Regions from separate parts of the Homo sapiens genome. Here region 1 is linked to region 2. Evidence: chromatin contacts called from ENCODE Hi-C or POLR2A ChIA-PET data. All regions are on one chromosome and are shown on one strand. Each heading gives the region's core, a stretch centred on a gene start or an enhancer-like site at or near the end of the contact. The rest is flanking DNA. Distances are from core to core; before and after follow the strand shown.

What was found. A loop is a pair of places that touch in the nucleus more often than their neighbours do. ChIA-PET counts read pairs that join two places held with the same protein, here RNA polymerase II (POLR2A). Pooled maps may share reads with other maps.
Region 1: a map with no recorded cell type shows a loop between it and region 2 (9-fold over the local background). The contact joins the promoter of CCPG1 here to the enhancer-like site in region 2. A Hi-C loop is called at or near these places in 1 of 37 single-sample maps with no recorded cell type and 1 of 50 pooled maps. POLR2A ChIA-PET finds 5 or more read pairs at or near these places in 1 of 52 experiments (activated T-cell).

Annotation. Positions count from the first base shown.
Region 1 is chr15:55,407,109-55,410,468 of GRCh38, reverse strand. CCPG1 (cell cycle progression 1) reads left to right here and starts at 2,110. Exons shown (of 9, transcript NM_001204450.2): 1 at 2,110-2,248. It overlaps PIERCE2 (piercer of microtubule wall 2), which reads right to left and starts at 1,974. Exons shown (of 2, transcript NM_001198784.2): 1 at 1,683-1,974. The coding sequence starts at 1,700. The region is part of intron 8 of DNAAF4-CCPG1 (DNAAF4-CCPG1 readthrough (NMD candidate)); the gene reads left to right. RefSeq lists enhancers at 1,731-1,930, 1,981-2,250, 2,611-2,890.
Region 2 is chr15:52,225,451-52,229,000 of GRCh38, reverse strand. MYO5C (myosin VC) reads left to right here. Exons shown (of 41, transcript NM_018728.4): 26 at 3,469-3,550. LOC105370820 (a long non-coding RNA gene) reads right to left here. Exons shown (of 4, transcript XR_007064638.1): 2 at 3,443-3,550; 3 at 2,385-2,503. Among named protein-coding and RNA genes, the nearest start is that of GNB5, 36 kb to the right of the region's middle. Within about 2 kb of position 1,425, at least 5 of the 41 ENCODE cell types and tissues checked have a DNase peak (open chromatin) inside an H3K27ac peak, as active enhancers do.

The DNA of each region.
Region 1 (3,360 bases), core at 861-3,360, 3.2 Mb before region 2:
CATGTTGGTCAGGCTGGTCTCGAACTCTTGAACTCAGGCGATTCGCCTGCCTCGGCCTCCCAGAGTACTGGGCCTTAAATGCTGGAATTATAGGCATGAGCCACCGCGCCCAGCTGAGAACTCTTCTTGTTATCAAATGACCCTCTTTACTACTGGTTCTAGAATTTCGTTCAGCTTTGGCTCAAAACATAATGCAGAAAACGAAATCTAGTAAAAACAGAAGACAAATTAGCTGATAAACTTTGTTGGCATAATTAGTACCATAAAATCTGGAAAAGCTAAATCTTAAATTAAAAATTTTTTAGATTTCCAGGATAATTCACAAATGTTTATAGATTCAGAAACAAAAGGTCCATTGCTTTATACTTTACATCATAGACAACCACTGCAGTTTTCTAATATGGGTTTCACCTTCTTCAAACCTGATATTCTTAAAATGTGGAGTTCAAACTGACTATAGTTAAGAACGAAACAAATAGCCAATACAAAGAATAATAAAAGGATGAGTTCAAATTATCTGCCACATGTCATCAACTTTTATTAAATGATAAAAAGGTTAATTAAAATTGTAAATGATTTTTCAGAAGAAATTACATCTTAAAATTGGCCTGTGAAAGTGGCTTGAAAGGTATAAAAATCTACCAGTAGCTGGTATTAGCTTTCTTAGTAATTTAATTTTCAGTTAGAGAAAGCCAGACCACTTTGACCTTTCGAAGTCCTTTGGTATAGATACATATACATTTAAAAAGATAAATGAAAACAAGCCATTGATTAATAATGCCCATCGCAGAAGCTGTAATTATAAAATTAAGATTTTTTGATGTCACTGTTGATGTTGAATATAGTTAATAGAAAAGCAAAAATAAAAAATAAAAAAGGTCTAATTTTGAGGCACTCTTTTGTCTCTGCTCAGGTCCACCGTCTTCCTTGCTAATGTTTACGTTTATTATTAATTTTTCCATTTATTTATTTACTTTTACCACAATTAGGGGACAGAGAATGAAACCTAAACTTTTTATTGCTTCTGTAAAGAGTGAATATAAATGTAAGATTTTTTTTTTTTGAGACGGAGTTTTGCTCTTGTTGCCCAGGCTGCAGTTCAGTGGCGCAATCTCGGCTCACTGCAACCTCTGCCTCCCAGGTTCAAGCAATTCTGCTGTCTCAGCCTCCCAAGTAGCTGGGATTACAGGCCCGCGCCACCTCTCCTGGCTAATTTTTTGTATTTAGTAGAGACGGAGTTTCACCATGTAGGTCAGGCTGGTCTCGAACTCCTGACCTCAGGTGATCCACCCGCTTCGGCCTCCCAAATTGCTGGGATTACAGGCGTTGAGCCCCGGCGCCCGGCCACCAAATCCTTTTTCAAAACAACTCCCTTCTTTGACACAGTGCAATTTAAATAAGTATACAATTAACAAAGTACGTTTTTCTTGTTCAAAACCATCACTGAACAGTTTGCAACAGTAGGGTATGAATGCATACAATCTCGATGGTCTTTACACCTTCAGAGGCTATTCGGACTTAAGGAAACGTGCATTTACAAGTGTAAATGTAAAAGCTCAGTAGTTGCCTTGTAAAGTGCTTTTCGGGGTTGTGGGGTTGGGGGTGGTAGGAGTAGGTGGTGCCTCAAATTATACTAGCGAATACCAACATTCCCAAACATCTAGCCCTCTGCCTAAACTCACCCGGTTGCGGTCTGTCATTTTCGCTCTTCTTTGTTAATTTTTTCGGCAAAGTCAGTTTTCATGCAGCAGATGGCAAGAAAGCCGGTGAACGCCTAGGGACGTGGCCTTTTAACCGCACCCAATTAAAGCAGCAAACAGAAGATGAATAGCTGGGTGGATCAGTATGTGTAAACCTATCCGTTTAATCCGGGGAGCTGTTTTCCCGGGTGAAACCACGAATTCTTTCTGGAGGTTGCAACTCGTAACCATAGCAACTGGAAGTGGTCGCCGGCTCCCGGATGTTGTGGGGATCTGCGGCCGCCTGGCCCAGCTTCCCGCAGCCGCCCGGCGGCGGCCTGCGCTCCACTTCGGGAGTGGTAGTTCTTCTCTTCACCGCTGCCGGGCAGGAGGCGCAGGCGGGACTACGCGTCACGGCATGCACTGCGGCGCCCAGCCGGTCACCGCCTGCCGGCTGCAGACGCCTGCGAGCAGGTTGTTTTTATAAGAGGCGTCATTGGCGCCCGAGCTGTGACCGCCGCCACTGGGGCAGCCAGCACAATCGGGCGGAGGTGGCGCTGCCCCTTCAGGTACTGTACTAGGCGGGCTTAGACCCCGGGAGGGGGTTTGTGCCGACTGTCTGAGTCCCTGGCCGACACGCTCGGCTCAGTAGAGGAGCAGTGGCGGGGTCCGCCTCCTAGGCTGGGGCTGCTCGGGCGGGGACTTGACGCCTGGTGTCAGCGGCCGCACGGGCGACCTCCTCGGGCCGTGCGCGAGTGCACAGCTCCGGAGGCCCGAGCCGACCCTGGGGCGTCCGGTCCGGTGGTCTTGCAGCCTCCAAACCCCGAGTGCTATACCGAACTGCGCGCCAAGGGTGGGAGAGCTGACGGCCTGGGCCACCCTTCTTCCTTCACTGGGCAGGCTTTGAGGTGCTTGTCGGTCTGGACTGATGAAAATCCATATGGTAAGATGTTATGTGCGTCACCCTGCCGGGTTTAATGCCAGCCTGTCTTTTGATGACATTTGAGCCCCCGTGATGTCAGGAATAGAAAGATTAAATATTAAATAATGCCCGGAGACTTCCGCTAGCACGCCAGCCTGATGATGATCAAATACCTCTCCATATCCTTCTCCAGTTCCAGTGGCCTCCTTTAGCTTTGGTCTCCCTAATCGATTTGTCCTCATTAGCAGCTGTCCCATGCAGTGCCTTGTACGCGTTGTTTATGTTTAGCACTATTGGGAGCGCCAAGTAAGGTATTTTATTGAGTGGTGAAGTTTGCACTGTTCTGCTCTACTTTTATTGAAAAACACAGTTGGGCATTCTTGTAGTTAGAATAGCTAACTATATAGTACTATGAATTTTAGATTTGTCTCCTCCAATCTACAGGATAGTGCTTGAAATATCGCTATTACTGCATCGTATCTTTTAAGATTAGAATCATATTGGGTCCCACACGTCTCAGGGGATATTTATCACACACATCCAGTGTGAATGGTTTACTTTTATTTTCTGAGTTCAGGTCATATAGCAGAAGATGGAGATGGTGAGGGTATTATTTTAATTCATATTTTTTTTTTTTTTGAGAGAGGGTTTCGCTCTTGTTGCCCAGGCTGGAGTGCAGTGGCGCGATCTCGGCTCACTGCAACCTCTGCCTTCCAGTTTCAAACGATTCTCCTGCCTCAGCCTCCCGAGTATCTGGGA
Region 2 (3,550 bases), core at 176-2,675:
CTTCCAACTGTGCACCTCCAGGCTGCCTTTGATTTAGCAATCATTGTATTCCATATTTTAAAAGTCAACTTTCTAACTTTTTTGAAATTACATTTATGTAAAGTTATTTAAATATGTCGATGTAGAGAATACTCCCAAATTAGACTGTAAATTGAGGTGAATCCTTATTATATAATCCATCACTATAAATCTATAAACACCTGCATTAAAGTTAAGTTACCTTATTATCAAAATCTTTCATTTAAACTGTTATTAGAAAATTTACTAAAACAATTATCCAATGCACAGTGTGGTGAATGTAGTTAATAAGAGCATATTGTACATTCAAAATTGCTATGAGTAAATCTTAAATGTTCTCACCACAAAAAATGACAAGTATTTGAGGTGATAACATGTTAATCAGCTTGAATTATTCCACAATATATTCATAAATTATAACATCAATAAAGCTATAAATTTTCAATGGTAGAAATTTTTAAGTAAATTTTTATAAAGCTGAGAAGGAAAAATCACATAGAATTTTTAAAACTGCATAATGATATATAAAAATATTGTTACCTGCCGGGCACGGTGGCTCAGGCCTGTAATCCCAGCACTTTGGGAGGCCAAGGCAGGTGGATCATGAGGTCAGGGGTTCTAGACCAGCCTGACCAACATGGTGAAACCCTGTCTCTACTAAAAATACAAAAATTGGCTGGGCGTGGTGGCAGGTGCCTGTAATCCCAGCTACTCAGGAGGCTGAGGCAGGAGAATTGCTTGAACCTGGGAGGCGGAGGTTGCAGTGAGCCGAGATCGCGCCACTGCACTCCAGCCTGGGTGACAGACCGAGACTCCGTCTCAAAAAAAAAAAAAATTGTTACCTGTATCTATCATTAAAAATATATAAATATTCCTGGGCAATTTAATAAAATGCTCTAGAGAAAAATGAATGAATGGATGAAGTAATGATCCATGCTTGGACAATCAAGGCTTAAGTGAATTGTTTCCCTACCAGAAAAGTTAAACCTGAGTGTACCTACGTTCTTAAATGTAAGACATTTCATCATTAAGTTGGAAAGCTTTTAAGCTTCTACTAAATATGTGAAATACATATTAGTAGAGTATTTGTAGGATTATGGAAATAGTCTCTGTAATTGTCATGAACTAGCCATGCGTGGTTTAGAAGAGCTTTTGGAATTGCATCCGGGTGGCCACTGAATTCCACAACTGAAGTGTCTGTCTTTTCTGGGCCCCGTCCCCTATTGTTTAAAAGTAGGAGGTCAGACCACATGATCAGGAAGGGTCACTTTCATTCCTGTGACTGCTTCACTCTTAGCAGCCACATGAGCCTGATGTCAGTCAGTCTGTGGGAGTCCTGTCATCTGGCTGAGGTCTGAGGTCTGTATCTTAAATGTAGGAACTTGTGAGACTGCGCTTGCAGAGAGGTACCAGTAGGTGTCACTCACTTCCTCTTTGGTAGCTAAGACTGGTTCACTCTCCAATGTGATCCATTAAGATTACTTGGGGCTGGGCACGGTGGCTCAGGCCTGTAATCCCAGCACTTTGGGAGACTGAGGTGGGCGGATCACGAGGTCAGGAGATCAAGACCATCCTAGTTAACACGGTGAAACCCCATCTCTACTAGAAAAAAAAAAAAAAATTAGCCGGGCGAGGTAGCACACACCTGTAGTCCCAGCTACTCGGGAGGCTGAGGCAGGAGGGTCGCTTGAACCTGGGAGGTGGAGGTTGCAGTGAGCCGAGATTGCACCACTGAACTCCAGCCTGGGTGACAGAGTGAGACTCCGTCTCAACAAAAAAAAAAAAAAAAAAATTACTCTGGGTTTTTGTGTTTTGTTTTTTGGGTTTTTTTTGAGACAGAGTTTTGCTCTTGTCACCCAGGCTGGAGTGCAATGGCACCATCTTGGCTCACTGCAACCTGCCTCCCAGGTTCAAGCGATTCTCATGCCTCAGCCTCCCAGGTAGCTGGGATTACAGGCATCTGCCACCACACCTGGCTAATTTTTTTTTGTATTTTTAGTAGAGACAGGGTTTCACCATGTTGGCCAGGCTGGTCCTGAAGTCCTGACCTCAGGTGATCCACCCGCACTAGCCTCCCAAAGTGCTGAGATTACAGGCGTGAGCCACCGTGCCCAGCCTACTCTGGTTTTCAAAGAAAATAACTCATGATCATCAAGTTATATGTGTTATAGTCAGTCTTAAAAGCCTAAGTAAATGCAAATCTGACTTGGAACATTTACTGAAACATTACAAAGAAAAGCATGGCCTTCAGGATTTGGATAGTCCTGAGTCCCCCATAAACCTGGCATGTGACCCTGAACGTGCCAGTCAGCCTTCAGTTAAATGTAGCTGCTGTTTGCTAATTGAGAAAAGATCACTCTACTTACCTCATAGGCCTGTTAGGAGGATTAGGTCTTCTAGGTAAAGTGCTCAGCACATATCAGTTTGATTCTCCTGCTTACTCTCTGTAGAAACAGGGGCTGGAGCCCTTAAATACTCAGGGTAACTGAAAAAATATCAAGGAGAGTTTATTCACCTCTGCTGTCCCTGAAAGTCCTTATATCTCCCTCAGATACAAAGCAAAAGCACAGACCTGTGATTCTTATTCAAGCTGAGCTCACAAGGGAGAATAAAGGCAGAATACTGCCTCTTCCCCACAACCAGAGCTGCCCAGGCCACCTCCTTCCCAACAGCCAGCTAACTCCCAGACCTCCTGGACTCACCAGTCTCTGCCACTGCTCCACATCTAAGCTGAGCTGAAGCCAAAACCCACAGTTATGAAGGTGGCAACTTTGCCCATGTCCTTGCACTCAATATTTTATTATCCATTAAAAGAGAATTTTAGCCCGTGATTTTACCTTTCTCAGTCTTCCCCCTGTCCCACCCCACCCCAAGCTTATAGTAGGTATTTTTTTTTCTTTATGTAACAGGGAAGTTAATTTTTTTTTTTTTCGAGGTGGAGTTTTGCTCTTGTTCCCCAGGCTGGAGTGCAATGGTGCAGTCTCAGCTCACTAAAACCTCTGCCTCCCGGGTTCAAGCGATTCTCCTGCCTCAGCCTCCCAAGTAGCTAGGATTACAGGCGTCTGCCACCATGCCTGGCTAATTTTTGTATTTTTAGTAGAGATGGGATTTTACCATGTTGGTCAGGCTGGTCTCAAACTCCTGAACTCAGGTGATCCACCTGCCTCAGCCTCCCAAAGTGCTGGGATTACAGGTGTGAGCCACCATGCCTGGCCCAGGGAAGTTAATTCTACTGATACAACCCATTAGATCTGGCATTTTGAGTAGTTAAGCATGCTTCAAGGCCAAGCTGTGTAGGCAGTGATGGTTTAACAAGATTTTAGCTAAGAAAGAAACTGCAGTGAGGATGTCTTGCATAGACACGCAACGCTGTAATTGTGTTCCCTTTGTCTTATATAAAGCATAATCGTTGTTTTTTCTTTACCTGATTCCGTCATTGCTGTGATTCAGACAATCTCTGAGTTCGAAAAAGAGATAGAACTACTTCAGGCACAGAAGATAGATGTGGAGAAACATGTGCAGTCACAAAAAC